Regions from separate parts of the Homo sapiens genome. Here region 1 is linked to region 2. A link is a loop called in an ENCODE intact Hi-C map of the cell type or tissue named here. Cell type or tissue: heart right ventricle. All regions are shown on one strand. Each heading gives the region's core, and the rest is flanking DNA. Links, peaks and the distances in the headings are about the cores only.

The links. Hi-C counts contacts between places; a loop is a spot of excess contacts. Peaks named below come from ENCODE experiments on the same cell type or tissue, not always from the same donor. Only the 100,000 strongest peaks of a DNase experiment are listed, where the experiment ranks them.
Region 1: a loop joins it to region 2, with 1.9 times the contacts of the local background. A loop is called at or near these places in 2 of 110 quality-filtered maps.

The regions. Positions count from the first base shown.
Region 1 is chr6:133,762,075-133,777,401 of GRCh38, reverse strand. It overlaps TARID (TCF21 antisense RNA inducing promoter demethylation), which reads left to right. Exons shown (of 9, transcript NR_109982.1): 3 at 8,479-8,571. LOC124901402 (a long non-coding RNA gene) reads right to left here. Exons shown (of 3, transcript XR_007059772.1): 3 at 5,206-6,398. Among named protein-coding and RNA genes, the nearest start is that of LINC01312, 51 kb to the left of the region's middle. In heart right ventricle, for the core only: no CTCF peak of the experiment used is centred there; a DNase peak (open chromatin) is centred at 8,319; H3K27ac peaks cover 399 bases; H3K27me3 peaks cover 425 bases.
Region 2 is chr6:133,811,310-133,826,636 of GRCh38, reverse strand. The region is part of intron 2 of TARID (TCF21 antisense RNA inducing promoter demethylation); the gene reads left to right. It overlaps LINC01312 (long intergenic non-protein coding RNA 1312), which reads right to left and starts at 5,490. Exons shown (of 3, transcript NR_027030.1): 1 at 4,902-5,490. In heart right ventricle, for the core only: a CTCF peak has its summit at 8,990; no DNase peak of the experiment used is centred there; H3K27ac peaks cover 1,209 bases.

The DNA of each region.
Region 1 (15,327 bases), core at 4,346-12,345, 49 kb after region 2:
TGAAAATATGATCTTTCTCTCATGGACTAGGAGAAATGAGAATAACTCGTTTCTCATGTCAGAATAACTAGTTCTTTTCTGACTGGCCTAGTTGTATTTCTGTTTGTATGAAATTTGTTAAAATGATTTGGAGACAGTTTCCCTAAACAGTTTTGCCTTCCACTTTATTCCACTAAGTTTTGCAGTTTTCTCTAGCATAGAGAGGCAGTTCTGAAATAATTTTTTTGGATGATGTATATCATAGACACATTTGGAAAGAGAGTTTTCTTTTTACTGATGCAAGCTTTACTATACTTACAATTTCCACCTGAAGAACTTAGTAAATTGACATATGGACCAAAAAGTTTTTATTGGCATGTTTGTGATTCCAAAATGGATCAAATGGTAAGTGTAAATGTACAGTGTTATTTATCTCTAGAGAAAGAAATTTGAGCTTCCTAGAAATGAGTGAATATGACTTAATTGAACTAATTGTTGGACAAAAGTCAGTATGAAATTTCAAGGGAAAGTAGTAATGACTCTTCTTGCTGTCAAATTTATGGGTAGATAGGCAGAACCTAGCACTTGCCTCTGGAAAACACATTTCAGAGCTCTTCTGAAGGGGTTCCACACCTCAGAAAATGCTGCTTATTTCCATAGTAAGCTGCTTCACTCTAGTAGATTTTGAGTTTCTAGCTGTCACTAATTAGACACATTTTTCCTATGTAACACTGCCTGTCCCCAAGTAATCCACAAATAACATTATCTGTAACTTCCTTGGCCAAGATAAGACATGCTATCAGTTATTAAGGTCTTTTGTGGCTGGTGGTCCCTAGCATTTTCTTCTCCGACTTCTTGCTTGCTCTGTGAATCTTGTCTCTGCCTCAGTACTTAGCCCTACTTTTTCTATTGTTTCAGATTTTCTTATTCCTGGCTCTCCTACTTTTGCCCAATACTCTTATCTTGTTCTTCAGTATCTCTTTTCTTTTGACTCCAATTACTTTTAATATTTGCTTTGACCTGTATCTATGTGTTCCTCAATTAGACACCATTACATTAGTGTTTATTGCTTGGATTGAGCTAGTTTCACACTGTGCCTCTGTGCTTTGTTTTGCTATGACTATCTTGGTCCTCTATTTCTGTCTTTATTCTTGCTGACAGCCAGTAATAATACTTTCATCTATAATCTATGCTCTGTGTCCCCATAGGCACACACATACACATATCTGAATTATTTAACTTATGTAAACATATATATATATAGTGTATAAATTCATAAATATTTGACCACAAATTCATAATACAATCATTCTTTTCTTTTTCTTTTTATTTGGCTCCCTTTCCCCTCTTCCCTTTCTGACTACCAAACCTTTTGCCTCCCAACTGTGGGGTAGCCATATTGGCAATCTAGTTCATATACTACCATATTTTTAACTGTGCTTAAAAATCATATGCACACATACATCTAGAATATACACTTGTACATACAGAACACAGAAAATAATCTCTATGTACACACACACCACACACAGAAATACACACTCAAATGTATACGTACACACATATATGAGGGGAGATATTTAACATCCTTTTTTGTCTTATTTTTCCCATTTAACATTACCTCATAAAAATTCTTCCAAATCTAATAATATGGCCCCAAATTTTCAACAATAGTTTCAAAATATTCTATATGGTAAACATACCATTATTTATGCATCCTCTCATTAATTAAACCTTCACTTTGTCCAGCTTTTATTTCTGACTTCCGTTTGGCCTCTTGGTCTTATGATTTATGTTACATATTTGATCTTTCTTTCTGACCTAACCCGAAGAAAGACTTTTCATCCTAAAAAGACACATTTATCATTGAAAAATATTTATAGGTATTTCACTTAGAACTGCTGAATAACAAATTACCCCCCAAACTCAGTGGCTTAAAATATTCATTTTATTTTGCTCCATATTTTGAGGGTGACAATTTAGGAGTTACTCATGAGGTTGCAATCAGATATTGGCTGAGGCTGCCAATATCTAAAGGCTTGACTTGGCTCAATGTTCAAGATAACTTACTCTCATGACTGGCGTTTGCTATTGGTGATGTTGACTGGAGTACCTATGGGTGAGTTCTCCAGCATGACAGGCTCAGCATAATTGGACATCTTTCATGGTGGTTGGCTTCCCCTAGGGTGAGAAGTCCAAGAATATCAGGCAGAAGTTGCATGATATTTTCTTACCTAGACTCAGAAGTTACATGGCATCACTTCTTTCATACTCTATTGGTTGAAATAGTCATAAATACACCCACATAGATCCTACCTCTGGATAGAAGGAATGTCAAAGTTTTGGATCCATTTTAAACAATCAATGTCTATGCTCTGGTCACAAATTATTTTTATTTCTCCTACATGCAAAATACAGTCATCCCCTCTCAAGATTCCCCTTCTCCTCTTTATCCCCCCAACCACCTATCATCCCATTTCAGCATCAGGCTTGGAGATTCAGAATCTTCTTAACTAAACCAATTCTAGGATGGAGTCTCTTCAGATATTGTTCCCTGGGTTCAGCTCTGTGAGTACCATTCTTCCTGATCTGAAGATCTGTGACGTAAGGAACACATTATCTACTCCCACACTCCCAGTAGAAATTGGTGGAATAGAAATTAGACAACTTAGAGATACTCTCATTTAAAAAGGGGGGAATGGAAATGATAATCGCCACTGATTTATAGTGTGTCTGGAATAAGCTGAGCACAAATTGCCAGTTTTAAATGAGGGATCAGCACTGTTGTCTGGGACTAATTGTCTGTAGATTTTGGTTTGCCCTCAGAATCTTGCTTCTATCTCTCTGATTCATCTTTCCTTTCCACAGGAAATGGCTGGTGTTGCAGCTGAGTCATTTTTTTAGTCTGCTTCCTGTTCAAGGGCATCCCTCCATTTTGTACTGTCTATGTTCATTTCAGTTCAAGCTTATACAATTCCTTTAGAAACTCTGTAAGCTTCTTGTGTACCAATTTAAAATCCACTCCATTAGATAAAATCCACATGCGCAGATCTCTCCCAGGCAAGTCCTTCTGTACCCCGGGCTCCCTATAAGGTGGTTATGAGACCACACTCTTAGTAGTCTTAGAAGCCTTATTTAACAGAAAGGCTCACCAGGCAATCCTTAAGATACTTATAAGGCTTTTTTGTTTGAAAATGTCTCAGAGGCACCATCTAAAATGATTCCAAAATTTTAAAAATTGCTGTCACAACATAGTCTTCGTATTGACCATGAGACCACATTTTTCCAGATTCAATATTTATCCTAAGACCTTTTCTTATGTTTAGAATCTTTTTCTGGGAGAGATTGGAAACAGTGCTGTATTCAAGTCCATTAAGCCTTGGCTGCTTTCTATTTTCTCCACATAATCTTGGAAACTGAACGTTTTCTTCTTTGGCTCATCTTGCTCTATCTATGCCTTATGAATATATGGCTAAAAGAAACCAATTGACTTTTTCATTCTGTCTAGCAGTCTCCTTAGCCAAATCCATCAGTTCCTGAGGCACATTTTCTATTTTCTGTTACTGCAGGCAACAGTTTATCTAAATTTTCCCACTACAGAACAAGAATCCCCTTTCCTCCAGCTTCTAGTAACATTTTTCTCAATTACCTTTAAGCTCTCACGGAGTATTTTCGAGGGCCATTAGACTTCTGACAGTAGTCTCCTTAATCCTTCCAGCTTTTTCTGAGCACCCAAGCTGAATGTTCAGCACTCAGTCTCAAAGTCAGTGCACATTTTTTGGGTTTTATTGTTGTTATTTTTGTTTTCAACAGTAACCCACTTCTAGGTAACTAATTCTGTTTTGATTACTATTGCTGTGTAACAAATTACTCTGAAACTTAGCAACTTAATCTTTGGTTTGCTCATAATTTTATGGGCTAGGAATTTGGAAAGAGCTTGGAGGGGCGATTCTTGCTTGAAATCTCTTCTGCAGTTGCAGGCAGATATCAGCTGGAGATACAGTAGTTTGGGGATGCAGTAGTTCAGTTGGGGATACAGTAGCTCAGTTAGGCTTGATGTACAAGATGCCTCCCTCATATTACTGGGAATTGATGTTGGCTCTTCAATAGGAGCTCACCTGCACTTTTACTGAATGCCTACACATGGCCTTTCCAGCCTGGTGGTTGCAGGATAGTTGGACTTATTTCATGGTGCTTGGCTTCTTCTAGAGAGTGTTCCAAGAGGACCAGACTGAAGCTGTATGACTGTTTCTGACTTAGCGTTGGAAACCCCATCACTTACGCTATACTCTATTGGCTAAAGCAATCATAAGTTTTTCTGGGTTCAAGGGGATAGGACATAGATCCCACCTTTTGATATGAGTGTCAAGAAATTTTTGACCCATACGTTACATTACCACACTAGGGTAAGCATATCAACAAATGGCCTTGATAATCTGTTTGTTCACTAATTTGAGAGTAGAGCAAACTACTCACTTGAACAACATCCTTCAGGCCATGTTGATTAAGTTATTCCTGCAGCTGGTCCAAATGTGGTATCTCTAGCAGTCCATCTTTTTTCTTTAACCACAGGACTGCTGAAAAAGCTGGCTGTAAAATATTAGACTCAGCATGTTGGCAAAAGAAAACAGGGCCCTCAACAAGGCATATCTAGTGACAAAAACAATTTTCAGAACTTTATCTTTCAATTTAGACATCTAGTTTACCCAATCTTCTCTCTTAGCTTATTAAATAACTGCAAGGGGCACACCTAGACTCTGCCAGTTTTTTTCTTTTCTTTCTTTCTTTTTTTTTTTTAAATACAGTTATGGTGGGGTTTCAGGCAGCTCCTGCAGGATAATGTCTTGGCTTGGCTAGTAAGTAACAGTTCTGTATGTGTTTTACAAAGATGAACAGCTAAATCAAAAGAATGCAGATGTAGGTTTTCCTTGTTGGGAAAATGACTGGAGTCTACTGTAAACAGGCATCCATGTAGCATATCAAAACTGTCATTACATCCAGAGGTGACACCTGAGAAGCTCACAGGGGAACTAGTGGCTTTCAACTTGAATGGGAAAAGCATTTGGAATCTTGGACCCACTTGACAGTGCTTTCTCATTATGGAGGTTGGCATCCCTGTTGCCTAGATTGGCATAGCAGCTTCACATACAAGGAAAGAATTGAAGAACAGCCAAAGTATTAAATTATTAAGTTAATGTAATATCAGATAGGTAATCAAAGTGCTAAGAATTATTTCACTTAAGACAAAGATAAAAAGAATCAGAATTCCCTCATTATTAATCCTCTCATGCTCTGTCTTTATCCAGGATGGTCTTGTCCTTTCTTGGTGGTCTAGTGACCTCTCTCTCCTCCACCCACTGGCTCTCCTCTCAAACATGTCCATTGCAATACTGGATCTTTAATTTTCCCCCAGATCGTTAAACTTTCTATAGAGTGCTCCTTTTGCCTTCTCAGCTTACCCAAAACATGAATTTGCTCTGATGGCACTCCCTTCCTCAAACCCAGCTGGAGGGAATGCTGTCCATTCTGCCTCTCCCCAAGTCCTGGGGTTAGAAGATTAAACCAGCTTTCTCCTAGCTTTCTTACTTGACCACTCTGTGATATTGGCACAAATCTTTAATTCCTCCTTCTGAAAACTCTCTGCTCTCTTGACTCCCAATATGTTATTCTCTATGGTTATAACCTTTCTTCATAGACTTTCTGTATTGGTTCCTTCCCTTTGCCCTGCCCTCTCAGGATTGGTATTCTCTTGGTGTTTTCTCTGTCTAGAATCATGTCCACAATCTCCAACTTTCTCCAAATCCTCATCCTCTGCTTCCCCAATATATTTATTCTTTTTCTGTAGTTCTTCTTTTAGTTAATGGTGTATTCATCTGGTTTACCACCAAACTGAAAACCTCAGGGTCAACTCTTATCCCAAGGTGTAGTCAGTGACCACATATGGTAGATGCTGCCTCTAAATTATTTCTCAACTCAATCTCTATTATTCAGTAACTGTCATTGTCTTAGTTCAGACATCATCTTCTCTAATCTGATCTTGGGAATCTCTTACTTGATTTCACTCCCTTTGGGCTGTTGCCCTACAAACCCATTCTCCATAGTGATCTTTCCGTTACACAACTGGAATCATGTTATTTTCTTTTCATCAAAGTCCCTTGTGGTTCTTTGTTTTCTGCAGGATTAAATTCATTAAACCAGCTCAGCTTTCCAGTTTCATGTCCTGCTTGTTCTTCCTAGCTTTATGGGGCAGCTTTCTACTTCTTTAAAACAGCATGTAATATGCTCTTTCATGTACAGACTGGATACACTCAGTATCTGGAATGTTTTCCTTCCTTGTTCTTTCTTCCTTTGAAAACCAACCCTTTTCAAGACATGGCTCAAATATTATGTCTGTGGTTGAGTTTCTTCTATTATAGCACCTAAGAAAGAAAATGGAATACACAATATTTACTGAGAGTTAGGTATTTTGCCAAGTGCTTAAAAGTTGTAATTTCATTTAATTTTCATAACAGCTCATGCAGTAATTATTTTTACCCTATTTTATAGATGAAGAAACTGGGCTTTAGAGAGGAGGGATAGCTTCTTGAGAATGTCCATTTACTGAGGGCAAGGATTGTGTCTGTTTAGCTCTATGCCCCCTCAGCACCTAATTCACTGGCTAGCAATAGTAAGCATTCAATAAATATTTATTGAAGGAAGACGAATGAAAGTCTATTCCATTAAAGCAGGAGCTACAAAGAGGTAAAAATCTGTAACAGAAATTCTCAAAATAGTGGGGGTTATTGTAACATGGGATAGAAAATTGGAGTAGAGTCAAAGGAGAGAAAATGGAGAAAATGTTTTTTTCAAAAAGGAAATGTAATACTTGATTGAACTCAAGACAGTAACATTTTGATGTCGATATTCATAGGAATACATGGACATAAAGATTAGGAAAGGGTTCCTCTCCTCATATAATATTTGTGGATTGTGCTAAATCGATAAATCTCAGAGATAATAATGTACCAAATGAAAAGTAGGTAAAATGAATACAATAGGTCACCCAACAATTTATATTTTCTAAGTTGACATCATTTCCCAGTGTGCTAAAAAAATCATATGATTTTGGTGTTTGCCTCTTCAGTCAATCTTACTACATTATGAATATTTCACAGTTCAGCTAAATTTCTAGAAGTTAAAAACTTAGAAGTAATTTCAAAGCTCTTTAAGGCTTTTATGTTTTTAAAATATGTATTAATGTTTACTTAACTAATATTTGAGATCTATATAATTTTTGCCTTGCATTAAATTATAATGTTAAAAAGTTTAGGTGGACCAACATTTAAAAAATTAAAATATGAAAGTATTAAAATGCAAGTGAGTATTTTTAAAAAAGAAATGCAAAATAAACATGAAACTTGAAGGCAACAGGTGATATTTGCCATGGAGGACAAATTTTATGTATTTTTTAATAAGGTACCTCTAAAATAGACCAAGAACTCCTGGAATTTTAGTGGGGGGTTTTGATAATGTTCTAGAAGCCTAAACACCTAGTTGTAAAGTGAACAAAGTGAGGCAAGAAGGTAAGTGGGATTAATTAAGGGTCATACATACAGTAAGATCAGAGCCAGTGACCATCACCCAACACATTTCTAAGTCTTTGATTTCTTTTTATTTTCACAGTTATTATAAACTAAAATGACTGCTTTATTATCAATGGAGGAACAAAGCAATCTGGTTGATGACATCAGTGCATTGGCAGCTTCTGTGGTTTGTTAAGGAAGGGGGGATTCACTTAGGTTGTCTTTCTGTCGCCTTCCCTGGGATGGGCCCCATGAGGATGAACACTGCAGAGTTAGAGGCATAAAATGTGATAAATACCTTGAAAATATGGTTTGAGCCTCTAACTTGAGGAGTTACAAGAAACATAACTTAGAAAGAGGCAATTAGGAAGGATGTGCTTATCTTAGGTTTTCCCAGATTAAATATAACCTTGCATTTTAGTATAAAACTGCCAGAGCTAGTAATACTTTGGTTTATTTTAGGGGGGAAGGGAGGGCGGATATTCAGACAAGTCAATTAAAAAAGAAATTCTTGCTTAAGAATTATCTTTATGGCTCACAACTGTAAACTGTTCTATATTCTCTATTTATTAAATAAAAATTATTATTCATGGACTCTTCACTCCTTTTCATGCTCTAGTCTTAAGTTTTACTCAGAAGTGTAGAAGGATCTGCTTTTACTCAGAAGGGTTTTGAAGACTTCCAGAACCAGGGTCCTTGCGTTTCTCCCACTAGTACTTATCCGAAGCTGAGGGATCCGCTTGGGGCTTTCTGAGAGCAAGCCCTTTGATTGTCCTGCTTTTGGCCAGCTGCCAGCTTTGCTGCGTGATGATTAAGTGTGCTTTTACCCAAAAAAGTTCAGAAAAGCTTTAATTATTCTTGAAAAACAGAAAGTGTTATCAGACTTTGTACACAATTGGAAGCCAGATAATGACCAGCTTTTCTTACCTCTAGACAGATGCTGCTACAAAGAGACCAATCAACAACTGCTCAGCAGAGATACAGATCTGAAGCACAGAAGTGCAATAGACCTTCCTGATGCCTTCGCCAGGTACCTCTGCATTCCTCTATCTCATGTCATTTCCTGCCCACTCCTCTGGCCTTTCCAAATACCCAAGTATTTATTGGAATTTTTATTATGCCACATGCACAGCCTTATATTTTATATATGGAGGGTAGGTAGCTATAGTTCATTTGGCCTTGCCTGCCACTTTATTCAAACCAGTACAAGGATTCTGAAAAACATCACGAAAGATTATCACAGTGAAAGAATGAAATAAGGTTTAGGTGCAAAGTAGAGGGAAGGGGAAAAGAGCCTATTTACATTTAGGAGATGATAAAAGTAAGTTCTTGCATTTTTTGAAGTATGTAATACATATTATTTTATGGAATAAATTGTAATTTAATAAGTAATTGTAATTTAAATATGGGACATCTTGTTATAAACAGTACAATAGATAACAACTTATTGTACTGCTTTTAGGTATTTTCTTATGGTAGGGAACTAAAAATCAATGCCTGGTATTTCTCCAATCTGCCAAATAAGATCATTTTCTTTTTTTCTTTTTTTTTTTTTTGAGACAGAGTCTTGCTCTGTCGCCTAGGCTAGAGTGCAGTGGCGCAATCTCGGCTTACTGCAAGCTCCGCCTCCTGGGTTCACTCCATTCTCCTGCCTCAGCCTCCCGAGTATCTGGGACTACAGGCGCCCGCCACCACGCCCGGCTAATTTTTTGTATTTTTAGTGGAGACAGGGTCTCACCATGTTAGCCAGGATGGTCTCGATCTCCTGACCTCGTGATCCGCCCACCTCGGCCTTCCAAAGTGCTGGGATCATTTTCTTACCCCCACCTTGACTCAAGCCTCATGTTCCAGCTTTTTTATTTGTATAACTCTTACCTTCTGGACCCAAGGTGGGAAGAGAACCATCTTCAGCCCTGAATAGACACTCAGTTTTTTGGCTTTCACTAAACTGCACAGTCAGATCCAGGTCGGCAAAACAATTTGGTCTCATTTTGCTTGGAACCTGCTTAGTCAATGCTGATTAAACCTGAATTGCGTGGTTTGGTCACAGAGTTGGTAACTGAACCTCATTTGATTCAGTCACTGTTGTTTACCAAGCTTTCATCCTCCTTCAGTATTGGCCCAGAGTAGGATTCATTCAGTCATGTACTTCCTGGTTTAATATGCACCAGCTGCTAAGGGAGATATAATGAATGAGATGGATGTGGCCCTGCTTTTGGGAACTTAAGGTCTATTTGGGAATACAGATCACTAAGCAGGCAATTACACATCTCTAAGTGCTGGGAAAGAGAAAGAACACTGTGTTATGTAGTCACCAAGGGAGGATGCATAATCCTGCCCTGAACATCAGGGAAGGCTTCCTGGAAAAGATGGCATGTAAATTGAGGTCCACAGGATGAGTTGGAGTTAGCCAAGTGACACTTGGAGAAAAGAGTGCTTCAGATGCAGAAGAAAGTGCTTCGGGGTAAGTAGAAGTCTGAAGAAGAGAGGGCATGGCATATCTGAGGAAAGGAAAGGAATTCCACATTAGTAGATCATGACATGTGTGTGTTTGTTTAGTAGGCGAGGGTGGGACTAGGAGGTGGGGTGGGGAACAGAATAAGTAATGGCTTCACTGGGCTTTGTGAACCACGTGGCTCAGATTGAACTTCACCTTGAGGGTTTTGGGAAGTGCCTGGAAGAGTAATGTGATGGGATTTGTGTGTCTAAAAAGATCACGCTGGCTAAAGGAAGGAGAATGGACTGGTGAGGCACAGTTAGGAAGCTGCTGCATTAGCCCAGCCAAGAGGCCCGTTCTAGTTTGGTAGCATTGAGCCTGCAGTGAAGCCAGTAGACAAGAGACAGGTTTAGGAGGTGGAATTGATAACGCTCAGTGATTGATAAGATTTAGGGAATGAGAGAGTGGAAGGAGGCATGCATGATACCTCTGTTTCTGGTTGAATAACTGGATAAATTATGACTTTTTTCCCCTAGGTGGAAAAGGAAAAGCATTGGTTTTTCCTAGTTTCCTGTGATCAGCCATACTTTCTTAACAATTCTTCCCTTTTTCCCTCTTCTTACACTCACTGGTCTTGCCTTTCCCTCATTTCCCTGTTTTCTCTAAGGTTGTTTAGGCATTCAGTAAATACCTGAACAACTCTAGGGTTGCTCTCTTGACCTGGAAATATGGGAGAGACTGTTCAATCTCTTTAGTTATGTTTACAAAGAGCCATGAGCCTCTGGAGGGAGAGAGAAAGAGGTCAAGAATGAATATTTCCCATTAGTGCCAAGCTTACCTGAAATAGCTCCTGGCTTTGTCCCATTTTAGAGGTGTTTAACTTTTCTCATTTGGAAAACCTTGCTTCATAATGTTCATGCATTTGTACCTACTTTCTTCTCTGTTACAAATGTTTTCTACCACTTATTTTTCAGGCAAAGTTTTGCCAATCTACTTAGACCCAGATCAGCTATGACCTCTTCAGTGAAGCCATTCCCAGCTCCCACAGGGAGAATTTTGTGGCTCCATCCCTATTCTTCTACATCCCTTTGTCCATATCTCAATCACAGGACTTACTACCCATTGTATTGTCTGTCTTCTTCCTCCTCACCTTCCCACCATCCCATCACCTCACACCGGATTATTATCAGCTCCTTGAAGGCAGGGATTCTATCTGTTTTATTCCTGTTTCTGTCATCATAAGGGGTTGGACTTACACATACTAGGTGTCCAAGAAGAGTTTAATGAGAAGCTATGAATGAATTACTCATAGACTTTCTTTACAAATTGGTTTAAATGTCCACCTCCCTCCAAAAAGTTGTTTTAGTTAAGTCTATTCCTTAGCCAATTTACCAATACATATTTGAGTCTTTCTTATAATAATTGTCCTTTTATGGGAATAGTTAAGCCAACCCTGTGACACTCCTGAGTTTGTTATGAAATGCTAAGTTTCCTAAGGACAGACAAACGTTGTTTCTGTACAACGCTGACCACTCCAATTCTGTAATATAACGTACAATGTTTCAAAAATATGGGGTTAGTTGTGACATCTTAGGTAAATTACTTAAACCTTTCTAATAAACCTAAGTTAGATATAAAAGGTAATAATTTCTATCCCATTAATATGCTACAAGAATTAATTGAGAAAAATGCATTCAGAGCATTTAGGACAGTACCTGGAGCACAGTAAAAATGCTCAATAAATGCCATCTTTGCTTAATCTCTGCTTTCTACATATTTAAAATTCATAGATAGTTATGATTTTTTTCAACTTTATCTTAACAGACTGGTGATTGCATGTGTGCATGTGTGTATATTCATGTAACAGATGTTGATAAATCAATTATTTATTAATTTAACTTTATTTTTCATTTTCATATTTTAGATTTAGGGGATGCATGTGTAGGTTTATTACATGGGTAATAAATCACAATATGTGTGATGTTGAAGCTTGGGCTTCTCATTTTTCCATTGCCCAAGTCGTCAACATAGTACCTGATAGGTAGTTTTTCAACCCTTATTTATTTTGATTTATTTTTACCAAAGTGCATACTCGTATTCCATGATTAATTATTAAAGAAAGCAGTGTATATTAAATACGTTACCTTGGTCAGAAGAGCTCTCACGGTTTGCACATTTGCCTTTGGCAACAACTTTGTTAAATCTCATGTTTTGCTGCTAATCTATCATTTAACTTTTGCTTATATAATTCTTCTTGCTCCAGTGGGAACTATGTCTTTTATTTCTTTGGATCCCTATAGTGCTAAGTACTAGGTTTTGTGCTTATTAGGCATTCAGTAAATATCTGAACAACTCTAGCTTTGCTCTCTTGACCTAGAAATATGAGAGAAACTGTTCAAACTCCCTAGTTGTGTCTATAAAGAGCCATGAGCCTCGGGAGGGAGAGGAAAAGAGGTCAAGAATGAATATTTCCCATTAGCACAGAAGACTTTGAGAGCCCTCTCATCTTTTTCTCTGAAGTTGTAGGAAGTTCTGTTTCCTTTTACCAGTGCTTTATGTTGCCGGACCCAAAGTGAATTTTTGAGGAACTAAGGGAGGATGAGAGCTGATCCAAGATTCTGCACTAACCTCCATAGCCACAGTATTCAGAAATCAAGCATCTGGGTTCAGAAATGATGATGTGCTTTAGTGAAGCATGTGGTTAAAGGGCCAGTAAGTCTTCTAATTATGCAATCCCCAGCCTTCTGTGAATACCAAGGATAAAAGAGCAAAGCATGTGCTCTTCCTTCTTCCCTTCCCCCTCCCTCTCTCCCTCTCTCCCTCCCTCCTTCCCTCTCTCCCTGTCTTTCTTTCTCCCTTCCTTCCTTTCTTTTTTATCTTTAGAATTGTTTTTACTGTTTTTGTAAAAATGATGCATGCTTATTACAGAACAATCCAAGCAGTGTAGTCATAGTATATTTAATCTCTTCTAGATTGCCTTCTGGAATTTCATCAGGATCGCCCTTTTAGGGTTAAGATGAGGTCTCATTTTTGTGGTTCCTGCAAACAATGTAAAGTGACAGCACTTCTGACAGGGTGGCCCAGGTTGGCTTCAGAGGCTCCCTCATGCCACAGGCTGGCCTGAGCTGGATCTTCCAAGTGTTCTGCTTAGATTTTGATGGCAAGGTTTTGCTATCTCAAGATCTCTCTTCCTACATTGGAAAAAAATTACCTAAATGTAAGAACATGCAGCTATGACAACTGTTGATACTCTGGGTTGAACTGGCTGTTCTTGTTCTTTCTCTCCCTCCACTCCATGTGTGTCCCCTGAGTCTGTGTACTGGTAAGATCTTCACAGGGAAAGTACAAGTTGACATTCCAGGGTATATGAGTGGATGTGGTTCCCCTGATCAAATTCTTAAGCCGTTTTGGAAAAGTTAGGAAAGCACTAAGAGTTGTGTGCACCTGCATACAATTATTAATTGTAATTACACAAGATACCCATGGGATCCTTACACTTTGGATCTGAAAGTATTATTCAGCTTTTCTTAGTATGGATTATGTCTTACTAAGTGTCCTTGAGTAGACATTCTGGGGAAGCTTTTGAGTTTTTCATTGCTGTAGGTTTATGAATGTGATATCCATCTGGAAGAGGGAGAAATGTACTACATCACTGCACATAGTAGGCAGACAATAGATATTGTTGCTGGACCTCAGAGCCAGGCCAGCACTTGAGCTCTTTAGAAACTGGGTGACTTGGTTAGCCTCCTCCTTTACAGACTTCTTTAGTATCAGAAAATTTAAAGATCAGGAGGTTATTTAAGCTTTTGGTAACCCCTGGTAGTTTACTTTGCAGAGAAGGCACTATGACTGGTACTCTGGAAATGTTTTGGGCTGGCTTATTCTCCAGTGCTGCTCCCTTAGGAAAATTTTCTCCTAACTTGACTTTTCGATTTGAATATTTTCCATATAAACTTTGCCTTCTTTCTGCTCATCTTTTTTTCTTGCCCCACTGTAACATCTGATTGACTGTGATGTCACATTCCCCACCCTCCCACAGCAAGGAGACGATGAGAAATGACTGTTCATTGATTGCTGAGTATGTGGTATACTGCAGTTATGGGTCTTGACATTGAAAATGATCTTGTGAAGAGGGTGTAGGAGGAGTGGATCAAATGGGATAATGTGTTGAGAAAGCTTTGTCAAAGTTCATTCACCATTTTTGCACACTTCTTATAGACCAGGTGCCGTGCTAAGCATAAATATATGGGATGAACAAGACAGACTTGATCCCTGCACTCATAGCTCTGACGGTTTAATAGGGGAAGAGAGACCTGTTTTAAAAGGAAGGCTTTGAGCAAGGATAGCTGAGGGACATGACATAGTTTCCGGGGCCTGTGAAAGACTTCTTGGGGTTCTAACTCAAGCAAAAAAGTCTTCTTCAAAACTCAGTTGTCATGCTTTTGTTGTTACTCTTGTTGGAGGACTCAAGATCTATCCCTGACATACATTAACCATCAACCGGGCATGCACATGTCCAGTGTAAGGTACTTGTGTCTTCAGGAGAAGGCCATGCTGCAATAAAAGTGCAAATGTTATTTGAAAGGCAGCAAAGCTCGGTGAATACTAGTATTAATAAAATTATCAGAGGATTAATTTAGGAACATTAAGCTATAAACCCCTGAGTTACATAGTTTATACATTTGCTAGTCCAATCTGATTGTCAGGAAACTGAGGAAATGGAACTCAGGAGAAGTCTGTCACAGAGCTAAACACTTGATGAATGAATAAGTAAATGGTTGAATGGATTGGCACCACTCTACATATACCTTTTAAGATACCTGTCAATTTATTCTAAAGTTTCCTACATAGTTTTCTCAGTGATTCTTTTGGTTTCGGAAGTTAGATTAGAATGTGAGTACTTCTGGAGAAAGTTACACTAACAACTACATTTTATTAATATGATTATTTTTATTATTTCATAACACCTAATGAGCAATGTCATTTAATTCTATGGGAGTGAAAGTGAAGCAAGCATATTTTAAAATCATTAAGTATAAAACAGTAATATTTTAAGACCTTTTTATTTTCTGCCAAAAATGGACATTAAAAGAGGTGTTTTTTGTTTTTTTTTTTAATGATTCACCCATTTCACAGATTTAAAAAATGAAGTTTGGACACTTCTCTAGGTTTCACATGGAAAATCAGTGGCAGATGAAAGAAACTCAGGAATTTATTTTTTCAACTTGTGCTTAACCAATTGGAGACAGGCTGTCTCCAGGCTATATTTTCTTTCTAATAGCTATAAAGTGAATGAACTCAAAGAACAGTCTAATGTCCTGCTGCAATTGATATGAAAAAGGACAGGGG
Region 2 (15,327 bases), core at 4,099-12,098:
TATATATACTTTCAAATTGGAATTTAAATTAAGCATTTTGTAATAAATGAAACAGGGAACTTTAGAGTTTTGCCTTGGTCATTAATATTATAGTTTTAGAAGTAACACTTTTAGTGCTTTTCCTTAGTGTTATTTCCCCACTCGGATTCTTTTCATTTTCTCTAGTTTGGGACAGATAACCCAGCAAGCTTCTTGGGTTTGTGTGAATGCACAATATTTATTAATATTTACTATATTTTCTTCTGTTTCTTTAAGTTACATCTTTCTATGTTTGAGTTTTTCAAAGCTTTCTATAGTTTGAATCATTCACTAATTTATTCATTAAATAAATGTTTATTGTCAATTGATCCAGATAAAGTATGTTAGGGCTACAATAATGAATAAAATGGACAAAAGTCCATACAGTCAAGGAGTTTATATTCTAGTGGAATAGAGAGACAATAAAAAAAATACACCAGAAAATTGCACAGGGATGAGTGCTATGGAAACAATTAAGACAGAAAGAGAAGGGGGAGTTTCAGGGTGAGGGATGGGGGTAAAATCTTAAATTGATTGACAAATACAGACAAACTGAAAAAGTGGCATCTGAGCAAATACCTGAAGAGGATTGGAGGTGTGCCATATGGAAATCTGGGAGAAGTACGTTCCAGGAAGGGGAAATTACAAGTGCAAATGTCCTGAGGCTGGAATGTACTTGGTCTGTTTGAGGACAGCAGAGCAGTCCGCATAGCTGGAAGAGAGTGAACTGGAGATGAAGAAGAAGCAATGGAGTCAGGGAGGTGATGGATGAAAGGATCATGTCAGAATTTACAAGGTTGTTGGAGAGATGTTGGCTTTTACCCTGAGTGAGAGGGGGAGCCATTTGACACTTTTGAGAAGAAGCACAACAGAATCTGACTTGTGTTTTAAAATGATCACGTTGACACTTACTTATACACTGTGGTGGGAATGTAAATTAGTTGAGACACTGTGGAGAGAAGTTTGGAGATTTCTCAAAGAACTAAGAGTTGAACTACCATTGGGCCCAGCAATTTGATTACAGTACATATACCCACAGGTTCTACCGAAACGTGCACCCATATGTTCATTGCAGCAGTATTCACAATAGAAAAGACATGGAATCAACCCAGGTGGCCATCAATGGCGGACTGAATAAAGAAAATGTGGTACATATACACCATGGAATACTATGCAGCCATAAAGAATTAAATCATATCCTTTGTGGCAACACAGATGCAGCTGGAAACCATTATCCTAAGCAAACTAACACAGAAACAGAAAACTAAATACTGCATGTTCTCACTTATAAGTAGGAACTAAATATTGGGTACTCATGGACTTAAAGATGGGAACAATAGATACTGGGGAATACAAGTGGGAGGAGGGAAGAAGAGGGGCAAGAACTGAAAAACCACTTATTGTCTACTATGCTCAGTACATGGATGACGGATTCATTTGTACTCCAAACCTCAGATCATACCTTTGTTACAAAGGTATGATTAGACCTGCACATATATCCCTGATTCTAAAATAAAAGTTGAAAAAAATTATCAAATAATGTTGTAGAATTCCAAAAGAAGATAATTAAACTCACATTTTAATAACTAAAATAAATAAATATATAAAATGTTCACTTTTGTCCACTATCTGGAGAATAGGCTAGTGGGGAAAGGGTAGAAACAGGAAGACCAGATAGAAACCTGTACATGGCATATGGACCAGGATGCTCAAACCTAGAAGTGGTAGATCTATTGATGGATTTGATTTGAAAACAGGAGAGGAGCCAAGAGTTTTAGCCAGAGCAACTGGGGGACCAGTGTGGTAGACTGTTTTACTGTTTACCAAATATTTTAGTTTCACTAGATGTAGGCTCCTTTCCCGTGAGGGGACAATACACCTCTGCCCTGTGGAAAATGGGAAGCCATGTGACTTGCTTGACCAATAGAAGTGGTCAGAAGCTTTAAGAGCCAGCACTTGGTTCGTGTGTCATTTTTCCTTTTGCCACAAATCCAGTAATTTTCCAGATAAAGGTTATTCTGTAATTCTGGCTCCTGGAGTAAAGCTGATGTGGATGGCAACTATAGGAGACAGGCAGAAGATAGGCAGCAAGAAATAAACCTTTGCTTTTGGAAGCTGGTACAGTGTTAAGTTCGTTTATTGCTTCAGCAGAACCCAGCTGAGCCTGACCAATACAGATAGGGTTGGCATTAACTGAGATGGAGATGTCTGCTAGAAGAGCAGGTGTTGGATGTGTATGGAGAGACCAGGAGTTTCAGTTTAGGTAAGTGAGATTTGAGATGCCTTATTAGACATCCAAGTGGAACTGTCAAGTAGCTGGTTGTCTATAAAGAGCTGGAGTTCAAGGGAGAGGTCGTGGATAAGGATCTACATTTGAGAGTCTTCAGCCTGAGATTGAACAAAATTACCAAGGGAGTGTATAGATGTATAAGAAGCCCAGGAACTGAGGTTGGGAGTATTCCAACAATGAACAAATGAGACTGAGAAGGAGCAGCAGTAAAAGAGGAGGAAGACTAGGAGAGCATATTATCCTGGAAGCTAAGTGAACAAAGTATCTCAAGAATGATAAGCTTGTCATATGGTACTGATACATCAAGTGAGGTCAAGACTGAGAATTGACTTTGTGATGCAGCAATGTGGAGGTCACCAATGACCTTGACAGGAGCAGCTTAGACAAAGTGGTCTGTAGGAAAGCCTGAATGAAATGGGTTCAGGACGGAATGGCAGGAGAAGAGTGAGACAGCAAATATAGATAACGCTTTCAAGGAGTTTTCCTGTAATATGGAGCAGAGAGTGATAGCTGGGTGATATGGTTTGGCTCTGTGTCCCCACCCAAATCTCATCTTGTAGCTCCCATAATTCCCATGTATTGTGGGAGGCAGCCAGTGGGAGAGACCTGGTGGAAGATGATTGACTCATGGGGACAGGTCTTTCCCATGCTGTTCTTGTGATAGTGAATGGGTCTCATGAGATCTGATGGTTTTAAAAATGGGAGTTTCTTTGCACAAGCTCTCTCTTTGCCTGCCGCCATCCATGTAAGACGTGACTTGTGCCTCTTTGCCTTCTGACATGATTGTGAGGCCTCCCTAGCCATGTGGAAATATATATATAAGTCCCTTAAAATCTCTTTTTCTTCCTAGTCTCTGGTAAGTCTTTATCAACAGCATGAAAATGGACTAATATACTGAGGAAGGAAATGGGGCAAAAAGGTGTTTGTGTTTTGCTTTTTTTTTGGTAAGATGGGTAAAGTGAAAACCTACTGATTTGCTAATGAAGTGATCCAAGAGAGGAAAAACAGTTGATGAGGCAGAAGAGGGAGGGAGAATTGCTGGAGACATGTCATTTAATAGGCCAGAAGAGATGGGATATGGTACACAAATGGAGATGAAGGACCACATACAGTCCGTTTACAGGAAGAGGACGGGAAGGAAAGTATGAGGATATAGATGGGTGTGGGGTGAGAGCTTGTAGAACTTCTGATTGCTTCTGTTATTTTCATTAAAAATGGAAGCCAGGTCATCCACTGAGAGTGAGGATGGGGAAAGAGCTGCTAGAGATTTGGCATAGTTGTGTGTTTTTCTCCATCTATGTTCAGTTGGATGTAATGTAAGTGTGGAGTGATGGAAAGATGCATATAACCATGGTTGGAGGTTTTCCTAGCAAATTCGACAAGGCAAAGGAGGATGAAGTGTTTGGGTGTGTATTCAGGGGAGAAATTACAGTGAACAACCATGGAATTTTAGGTGGGTAAGGAGAGATGTGAGGAACTGGGGGCACTGAGAGACAGTGAGAAGGCGGTACTGTGAATGGATTGGTGAAGTTGGAGAAGTAGAAGGAATACATTGCAAAAACAGAAGCTGTTGGTCAGAGAATGGGCTGCTTAAAATTGAGATTCTAGAAAGGCTGCAATTGGTAATGGCAAAGGCTAGGGTATGTCAATGGAAGTGAGTAGGGTGTAGGACAAGATCCTGGAAGTTTTTTACACTGAAGTTGCTCTATTTAATTCATTTCTTTTTTCTTAAGAATTTTCTTTCACTGAAACTCCTCAATTAAACTCATATTTCTTGCGAGTTCCATCCATATGGATTTCAAATCTAATGAAAATTTACAAAGCCAAATTGAGTAAGGAAGGAGTTTGTTGAGTATTATTTCAATAATTAAGATGTGTTCATATCAAAGATGACCTAATCACTCATTAAAGTCCCTAAATATATTAGACAGTTAAAAATTTGTTATTTATTTGTTTAATATTTGGCTTCATGCTACCTTTATAAATTATTATCTTTAATATCACTCTTCTCACCATCATCTATTGAACTATTTATATTCTTAAGATATTGTTTAGTGTTGGGCAGTCACTAATTATTAGGTTGTGAAAATCAGATAGGAGATACCTAATTATCAAAAAACGTGAATGTATTGTTTATCTGAAACAATGGAGAAAGTCCTGTTTTATACTTGACAAATCACAGAACTATAAGTTAACTTTGAAGCATCAGGGCTTCAGGTCAGTTTTGGATGCTTAGAAAAAGTTGAAGGTAAATCATTGAATTTATATGAAAAAATAATTACAAATAATTTAAAGTCTGAGACTAAGAATGAGACTTACTGCTAAGGAGAAAATACGGTTATTGATCCTAACCTGACCGACTTTATGTCAGTCTTTTACATTGACATTTGATTGATATAAATCTCATACAACCCCAAATTTTGGATTAGCTTTTTTCCAAATGATTTCCAATGAATGTGAATTCATATATATTTCTAATTTACATGTATGTCATATAAATTTAATTTTATGACTGATTCTGAGGTTGTTAAAGGTCTCTAAGGCAGAAACTGTTATCTCCCAATTATCCTTCTCCTTTCTTTAATATAAATACCTGATTTTGTCATAGCATTTTTCAGCTTAAAGACTGCATTTTCCAGGCTTGAAAGCAGCCAAGTGAGCTTTGGGACTAGGTTGGGGAATTTTAGGTGGTTCTTCTTAGAAGTCTTCTTTAAAGTGAGCGTGCATGCCCTTCTTTTCTCCCTCTGTCTGGTTTCCTGGAACTCAGATGTACACGTGATGTCTGGAGCTCTGGTAGCCATGTTGGGTGATGAGATGAAGGAGTTACTAGCACTAGAATTGGGAAAGAAGACCTGGAAGGTGCCTGGGTTGCTGAAGAGCTCTTGAAGCCACTGCATCAGCCTGGACTGCTGAATATCAGTTTTCTTGATGGAACAAAATTTTATTTGTGTAAATCACTATTTTCGAGGTCTCTCTTAGTTGCAGCAAAATTCAATTTCTACAGATAAAGTAAGAATCATTCGTTCTCATCCCACCCATATGTCTTTTAAAGAAATTTTTCTTTTATTGACTGCTCTTCTGTTACCTCCTCATTTCTCTATAACTTCCTAGGAAAAGACAAACTTTGGGTGGGCCGCTGTTTTCATGTACAAGGTTTCTAGCCACTTGTCTTGGTGTTCCACATCTATGACAGCAGTTTGATCTCATTATGAAGTAACAGCTCAAACAGTAGTTCTAAATGAGGGTGAGGGTGGGGGAGTTGTAGAATCATTTTGGGGAGTTTTTCCAAACTACACATTCCTAGCTCCATTATCTCTGCAGAGATTCTGATATTCTTCTATCAGCTCCCATTCGAGACTCACTTATCTGTAGCACATCCGCAAGTGTTTACTTGCTTCCAATTGGCAAAATTTAACATTAAAAACAAACCAGGAATTCTGTGAAGTGAAAAACTGCCTAGATCATTACAAGGTAGTAGAAAAAAGGTATACATTTTTAAATATTTTGAAATCCACTTAGAGGCTCACAACCTTTTAATTTAAATGTGTCTTGAATCTTAGTTTGAAAAGCCCCAGTCAAATATAAGTGGCCTAATGTAAGTGACTATATATTTTTTCTCCACTAGTTTCTTCCTAGAATTCCTCCTTTAGAAATATGGGGAGAAAGTATGGAGGAAGACACTGGGCTGTATGTCTGTCAAATCACTATTTTTCTTTTCGTTATCACACTTTCAGTAATATATATTAAACACTAAATCATATGTATTGCTGTGCTAGGTGCTATATGCATTTGCCAATGGCAAAACACAATTATCTCCTGTTTCCATCAGAAGCTCTTCCAGGTCTCTGTGGGAGGACTCAGGGTCTTCTTTTTACTCTCTTGGTGGGTGGCCTGTTGATTTGGGCTTATACCGCTCAGCGTGTACTCATTAGGCTAAGCTGTAATTAGACCAAGACTGTGGCATTCCTTGCTTTGTCTACAAGACATGGTGATAGAAGAGACAAAGACTGGATTATATATACCTGATATATTCGATGAAGAAGTAGTGTGTTCAGGACAGGTGAACTCTATAAATAAAAATAATCAAAATAGAATTAAAAACTGAAAAGAGAGCAAGGTTACATGTAACAAGGAAATGACCTTACCTCAGAGGTGTGGCAGCAGCATTGCTGATTTTAAAATTGAAAAAGAAATCATAGACTGCCTTCAATGATTAGTTCCACAATTAGAGAGGAACTAATAGGATGCAAATACTATACTTGTGTGTACTCAGAGCATTGCAGAACAGTGTCTTGTGCAAACCATATGTTCAGGGAATGTGTATTATTGACTGATTACTTTCTTTTAAGTAGTAATTTTGTGCTTTGGGTGATACTGAAAGTTCATTTCAATCTGAGTATGCTTTTGATTTAAAAAAATCTTATTTGTGTAACTTTAATTGCACAGTCTTATATTCTTTGCTAATTTATATAAGTTGTGTGAAGTCCAGGATTTATTATTATGGCATTCAGCACAAGCCTTTAATAAATAATGGGTGGATTAAGTAAGTACAAGGAAAAAACCTCAGCATTTTTCTGAGATTTGACTTTTTACCTTATTGATTTTCTTTTTACCTTATTGACTAAGACATAAGCCTTAAGTACTGGATTTGAGAGAATGGCTGTGGTTGTCAGCTATCTACCTGAGTCCAGTCTCTCCTCTGCTTTAGTGAAGGGAATACTGCCAGGCAAATGCTAAGACTTCAGTTCCCATTCTTCCTTGGCTTTTGAGTGAAAGTGACTTGTGTCACATCTGGGCTGGCTGAGGCTTTTTATAAGTGCACCTGTGGGGTTTTCCATGCTCTTCTCCAGTTTCTGCCCACTGGATACAGATGATAATGCATCACTAGAAGATAGGACAGCCACACAGCAGGTTGAGGAGAGAGGCCCATTAGTATGAATACGAGCCCTCTGCTGCTACATATGTGAGAAATAAATTGCTATTGCTTTTAACTGACTAAAATGTCCAGGTCTATTGATTACATAAGTTTATTTTAACCAGTACAGATTTTAACTTATTTATTTCATATGAAAATTAATTATTCAATCATTAAAATACTAATACATAATTAAAGTAGAAACAGATATATACTATGTACTACAAAAGTCTGAAAAAGTAGCTGATTTAATGACCACTTTCAAAGATGGGAAAGATTTTAGAAAAATGAGATTTCTGGGAGCAAACTCATAGGATGGAGACTGTATCTTGAGTAAAGATCTTGATTTTTGGTGCCTTAAAATGACGGGAGTTCTATTCCTTGTTTTGCTGCTCAAGTAGCTGTGATCCCAGGAGGCTGGGCTATGGTTTTCTCATCAGTTGAAGGAGGTTAGCCTACTGCTACTTCCAAAAAGGCTAAAATTAGGGAAGATACTCTATTTTTGATGAGTTGCTATAGTTTCTTGGGCAATCTGAGATTATCGTTGGTTTTTCATTAGCTCTGTCCTATCACAGCTTGCTTCTGTTGCTATACACAATGTTTGTGCTTTGTGAATTATAAGTAAAATGTCTTCAGATTTTCTAAAAAAATTACTTAGCTTTCTTTCAGCCTCTTGCTGTAGTATATTTTTTAATTTATAAAATTAATAGTGCATGGAATAAGTGTATTGACTTACACATTTAATAGTATACTAAATAAGTCTATTTATTTCTATTCAGTAGCATATTTAATACTGATGTGGTTTAGGCCGTGCCCCCACCCAAATCTCATCTCGAATTGTAATCCTCATAATCCCCACGTGGTAGGAGGTGATTAGATCATGGGAGCGGTTTCCCACATGCTGTCCTCATGACAGTGAGTGAGTTCTCACGAGATCTGGTGGTTTTATAAACAGCACTTTCCCCTGGGCTTTTCTCTCTCTCTCCTGCCACCTTGCGAAGAAGGTGCTGGCTGCCCCTTCTGCCATGATTGTAAGTTTCCTGAGGTCTCCCTAGCCATGTAGAACTGTGAGTCAATGAAACCTCTTTCCTTTAAAAATTACTCAGCGTCAGGGAATTTCTTTATAGCAGTGTGAAAATGGACTAATACAAATACATTTAATAATATTTGGTACCATATTGAATAAATGTATTTTCCTCATGTCTGGGTTTAGGTCATAATGAATGAGCTGGATTATTTGCTGTAAAGTTCTTTTCTAAAAACTGAGATGTATTTTTACAGGAGAAAGTTTGCCCAAATGCTATAAAGGGGAAGCATTAGGCAAAGAAGAGGCAGACTGTCCAGTCGGCTCCAAGACAGACACAAGCTGGGAGTCTTTGCTTTCACAGGATAATTCCTTTTAATCCAGTACATAGTAACAATTTTTGGATTTCTTCTTCACTCTCAGTTCTCCCCTCTGCAACTGTTCTGTTCTACTGCACCATACTGGCACTGTGGTTCTAGGAAATACCCTGACTCTAGGGCCCAGGTCCTGGCATTTTTTTTTTTTTTTGAGACAGTGTCTCACTCTGTCGCCCAGGCTGGAGCACAGTGGGGGACTCTCGGCTCACTTCAGCCTCCATCTCCCAGACTCAAGCTGTCCTTCCGTCTCAGCCTCTGGAGTAGCTGGGACTTCAGACGCACGCCACTGGCATGCGAGAATTTTTACTTCTCCAGGTAGGTAGGTATTACCCAGGCCCAACCCGCTGCATGTGCAGTGCCTCACTTGTCCAGTAGGGGCGCCAGCCACACTATGTTTGGTTTAAACTCTAAATTCCCTTTGGGTCTGGGGTCCAGACTGTGTAACGTTCTTTCTCTCTGCAATCACTCCTGAAACACATTTTTATTTTATTTTAAATCCTTAATTTATTTTATCTACTTATTTAAAATTCTTATAACACTATTACATTAGCTGGCAGATTGCATAGGAACAAAATAGTACCTGAGGCTCTGAGTTTTTAATTATGGAGCAAAACATTTGATTAAGATACAGATGTTCAGAATAAGGTTCCTAATTCTTTTTCTTTTTCTTTTTCTTTTTTTGAGACGGAGTCTTGCACTGTTGCCCGTGCTGGAGTGCAGTGGCGCGATCTTGGCTCACTGCAAGCTCCGCTTCCTGGGTTCACGCCATTCTCCTGCCTCAGCCTCCCCCGAGTAGCTGGCACTGTAGGCATCCGCCACCACACCGGGCTAATTTTTTGTACTTTTTTAGTAGAGACGGGGTTTCACCGTGTTAGCCAGGATGGTCTCAATCTCCTGACCTCATGATCCGCCAGCCTCGGCCTCCCAAAGTGCTGGGATTACAGGCGTGAGCCACCGCGCCTGGCCAGGTTCCTAATTCTTAAGAGCTGGAGTCATCTTTGCCTAAAAATTTGCTGTTGCCCTGACAAATTGTTTGGTCTGACTCTGCCAGCACCCTTCTATTTTTAAAAAGGGTATTTTGGCCAGGCATGGTGGCTTACAGTTGTGATCCCAGCACTTTAGGAAACTGAGGCTGGAAGATCGCTTTAGAACGGAAGTTCAAGATTAGCTTGGGCAACATAGTGAAACCCTGTCTCTACAAAAATAAAAACAATCAAACAAACAAATAAAAATGGTATTTGTGTTTAATGTGTCATGAATGAAACATTTTCCTTCTCCTTCAGTTTGCAGCTGAGAGGGAAGTCCTGACATTACAACAGCATTGTCCATTATAGAAGCAGCATCTGCAGGCCTGTTCTTCCTCTCCCACTGCCAACTCATTATGGATATATTGGGATGCATAGGTATCCAAAGCTCATTAAATACACAGTAAAAAGTTGGACAGGAGAAAAAGGGGTCAAAATTTATGCAGAACTCTCTCAGAGAAGCTAAAAGGCAAGAAGGTCAAAGTTTCCCTGTGTGTGTTTCAAATTTTTTTAAATGAAAGAAGACACTGTTTTTATGTTCTGTGTGTCCAAGTGTTAACAGAATGAGAAACACTTTTTGTTCACATTCCCTTGTAACCTTGAACTGAGAATGTTGAAGTTTTCGTCTTTCTTTTTTATTGCATCCCACAAAAAGGTTATTCCAAATGCACTTGGCAATATTCAGACAAGCTATTTCCTAATTCTCAAAATAGCTTTTGTTTTGAGTGTTTCCCAAAAGTCTTAAAATATGTTCATGTTCATGAACTGTATATATGCTTCATTACTAAACTTTTTGATTGAAAATCCTTAAAGGAAAAAATGAAACTTGAAGAGCAAAGATTTTTAAATATTGTAAATCTAGATAAGCAGAAAAGCACATTAAAATATCATCTTTTTACTAATAAATAGAAATCAGCTTAAAGTTATATACTCAGAAAAGAACCTCATCAATACTAGAAAGTTAAATTTTTGTTGTTCCTATTGTAAATCATACTAATTTATTGAGTTTTCAACCACAGAATATTTTTACTTAACATGAAATTACTCATGGAGTAGAAAACAAAGTAATATTATGAAATCATTCAAAACTGCATGTCCTTTTCGAAGCATTCCACATAGTGTGGATTTTCTTCTAAGGTAACACATTCTATTTTCTGAAATTGTAAACTCATTCATTTACTCATTCAACAAATACTCATTGAGTGTCAGCTGGCACTGTACTGGTACTGATAATATAATAGTGGAGGAATTAGACATTAATTAGAAATAATCACACAAAACTATGTAATCACAGATTGGGATCTGTATGATGAGGGAAATAAGTTGGGAGTCTTGAGAGACCTGACTGAGGCTGAAGAATTGGGAAGAACCTTGTGAAGAAGTAACCCTTGAGCTGTGATGCAAAGGATGAGTAGGAGTCAACCAGGCACACAGTGAGCCAGGACAACGTGTACCATGGTCCTGGCATGAGGAGCACAGCATCTGTGAGGACCTGAAGGAAGACTAATGTGCCCAGGGCACAGAAGGTGAGGGAGTCTGTGTCCCCTGAGTTCAGCCAGGTCTGGATCTTGTTGGATCTGAAACCGTGCTGAACATTTTGATTTTATGTTAAGCCCAAAGTAAGTTTTTAAGGTATTTTAAGAAAAAAGGGAGAAAGACCATATGAGCATTTAAAAAGAATTACTCTGGCTATATTGTGGAGGATAAATTAGAGAGGGAGATAGGTGTGGATGAGAGAAAGCCAGATGAGGAGTTGTATTAGTCCATTCTCATGCTGTTATGATGAAATACTTGAGACTTGGTAATGTATAAAGAAAAGAGGTTTTTCTTTATAACTCACAGTATAAAGACTCACAATTCCACATGGCTGGGGAGAGCTCAGGAAACTTACAATCATGGTGGAAGGCACCTCTTCAGAGGATGGCAGGAGAGAGAATGAATGCCAGCAAGCAGAGGAAATGCCAGATGCTTATGAAACCATCAGATCTTGTAATGACTCACTCACTATCACAATTACACAATGGGGGAAGCCGCCCCCATGATTCAGTTACCTCCCACTGGGTCCCTCCTATGACACCTAGGGATTATGGGGATTATAATTCAAGATGAGATTTGGGTGGGGCATAGCCAAACCATATTAGGGGCTATTAAAATGGTGCAGGGGAGAGTTGTCAATAGTAGCAGTGGAGAGTAAGTGATAAGTACAGAGGTTCAAGAGATTTTTAGAAGCTAAAATCAATAGGAAACTTTCTAGAGGTCTCACATAGTGAACCTTAGAAGTATGGGCAAAAGCCTAAGTTGATGAGGCACTCATCTTCTTCTTTGTTGAAAGGTACATGGCATTTATGTGACATCAGCAGAGGCAGCTGCTGAAGAAGGTAGACAGGTAATAGGCCATTGTATGCCAGAAGTTTCAATCAGAAACAGAACAGCCAAAGTTAAGGCAAGATAGTGGCCAAGCTAAGGCGAGCAGCAACAGCTGGGATCTCTCTTGGGAAGGCTCCTTGAATGAAGCAACTAAGTTGACATTCAATGCAGGCTGTATATGGGGTGGTTTAGATTCTCAGGCAGATCTGCTCATTTGCCAAAGTAACCCTAGAAAGCTAAACCTGCCAAGCCACCTGACTTATCTCTGTAACTGTTTGATGTGTTCTCTCTCTTTCTAGGTTGCAACACAATAGTCAGGGTTCCTCATCCCTCCCTCACTGAAGAGAATTTAATGTTCTAGAAAGATTTTGGAATAGGGAGTCAAAAGGTTGGGGGCTAAATGCTAGTCCTGAATTTTTTTAGTAGTGTAAAGTTTAGAGGTACAATTTCTCTCCTATTTAAACTATGGTTAATAAGATCTACAACCTTGCAGTGTGGTTGTGAAGATTAGGTAACAGGTACTCTGCAAATGGTAGCAACAGCAATAATAATAATAAGTAATAATTTTTTATTGTTGAAATATACTTTTCTTTCACATCTTTTTTTAAATAGTTATTTTCGAGATAACTTTTTTCACAATTATAGCTTCAGCTATATCTTTATTTGGCAAATGTTGCATACTAGTTAGGTGCCAGATACCATAGAAGGTGATGAAGATAAAGTGCAGGAGATGAATATATTCTCTGTCCTCACAGACTTTTTATTTTAAATTTTCATTTTATATGTATATTTTTTGAGACAGAGTCTTGCTCTGTTTCCCAAACTGGTGTGCAGTGGCATGATCTCGGTTCACTGCAATCCTCTAGTGCTTCATGCAGGGGCAATGGTGAGCACCTGCTAACTTATAACATTCCCACCAGCCTCCCTCACTTTCAGTCTATGCTGCCAGCCCCTGTTATATTAGCCTTCTGAAAGCATTGGTGTTATTACTTCCTGCTTAAGTTCAGTGGCTTCTCCTTATCTATCAAAGTGAACTCTGTAGCCTTGTATTCAAAGTTTACTGTAACCTAGTCTCATTTTATGTCTCCAGCTTTTTCTTCTATTATTCTTACCCATGTTTCTTAATGCAAACAATATTGGCCTTTGGGAGGGAATATTATTGGTTGAACCATAATGTCCCAGGAATTATAGAGCATTTAGCCACGCTGAGCCCATCCACTAAGTGCCAGGAGAACTCTCTGGGCATTATAAAATAATAAACATGTCCACAAATTTTGGAGAAGGGAAGAAGACTGTCCCTGGTTGAGAACTCCTATGACTACACCATTAACAAAAGACAACATGTATTTATTGAGTCTGCACCACTCTGTTATTTCCTTATTTAATCCACATAACAACTGCCTGAGCTAGGTGTTATTTTTATAAATATAGATATTTGGAGAAAAGTTTGGCTCAGGAAAGCGAGAATTACATAGCTACTGAGAGAAAGAGAGCTGGCTCAAAATGTTCACTTGTATACTTCATCCAAACTGGGCTAATATGCTCTGTTTTATATTGATTCTCTTCATTCTGCTTATTCTGCCTGATATGGTTTGGATATTTGTCCCCTCCAAATCTCATGTTAAAATGTGATCTTCAATGTTGGAGGTGGCCTAGTGGGAGGTGTTTGGGTCGTGGGGACAGATCCCTGCCACCCTTTTGGTAATGAGTGAGTTCTTGCTTTATTAGTTCACATGAGATCTGGTTGTTAAAGGAGCCTGGCACCTCCTCCTCTCTCTCTCTCTTGCTCCCTATTTTGCCATGTGACACGCCTGTTCCTTCTTCATTTTCTGCCATGAGTAAAAGCTTCCTGAGGTCTCACTAGAAGCTGAGTAGTTGTGGGTGCCATGCTTGTACAGCCTTCAGAACCGTGAGCCAAAGAAACCTCTTTTCCCTAGAAATTACTCAGTCTCAGGCATTCCTTTATAGGAAAAAAGGAGTACATTGCCCAAATACCCCTAATTTCTTTCTTTTCTTTTATTTTTTCCTCCCTCCCTCCCTCCCCTTCCCTCCCCTTCCCTCCCCTTCCCTCCCCTTCCCTCCCCTTCCCTCCCCTTCCCTCCTCTTCCCTCCCCTTCCCTCCCCTTCCCTCCTCTTCCCTCCCCTTCCCTCCCCTTCCCTCCTCTTCCCTCCCCTTCCCTCCCCTTTCCTCCCCTTCTCTCCTTCCTTCCTTCCTTCCTTTCTGTTTTGCTCTTGTCGCCCAGGCTGGAGTGCAATGGCGCAATCTCAGCTCACTGCAACCTCCGTCTCCTGGGTGCAAGTGATTCTCCTGCTTCAGCCTCCTGAGTAGCTGGGATTACAGGCATACACCACCACACCCAGCTAATTTTTGTACTTTTTAGTAGAGATGGGGTTTCGCCATCATGGCCAAGCTGGTCTCAAACTCTTGACCTTGGGTGATCCGCCCACTTCAGCCTCCTAAAGTGCTGGGATTACAGGCATGAGCCACTGCACCTGGCCACCCCTTGCCCTGTCTTCAAGCATGAGTTTCTATACCATTCCCTTTAGAAACTCTTCCCTGACCACATTAACCAGGGACCTTTAAGGAGCCCTGTGATGCTTTCTCCTGCTGCTCAGCCTTTTCCACAGCTTGCATTGAACCATCCTCTGTGCACCCTCTTCTCCTCCCATGTTGGGGTATACGCTCCTTAAGGGCAGGACTAATAATATTGAAGCCATTGGGTTGTCATGAGAAGTAAATAAGAATGTATGACATATTCAGCAAATTAATGGGAGCTAGTGGAAGTAATAATGAAAATAGTTACATATCAGGGCTTTAAAAAAATCAACGCAAATGTTTTTCAATGCTGACTTAGGCATTTTCCTGAAAGTCCAGGACTGAATTATCTCTTTACGGGTATGCCTGGGGATGGTGTCCATGAAGTGATTTTGGTTTCAATTCTCACTTTTCTCACACTATTCAGGTTGGTTCTGAACCTGGGAAAACACAGAACTATAGGGCAGGCTTTCCCTAATACTCCCTGGTAAGCTCCTCTATAAACCTGGCTATCAAAGTAAAAGAGGAGAGCTCTTATTCTGATCCTCACAGGAATTTCACTGGGTCATTGTACATCTAACTGTAACTCTAGAAGATTTTGATATGAAACCAACCACTCATCTATATATCCACTTATCCATTCTTTCTTCCTTCTAGTCATCCATCCACAGGCCATTTGGCATTTTTAAATGCCACCTACGTATCTGTATTATGCTAGGAACTAGAGCTGAAATGAGTACGAAGACATAGTTTCTGTCTTCAAGAACATTATAGT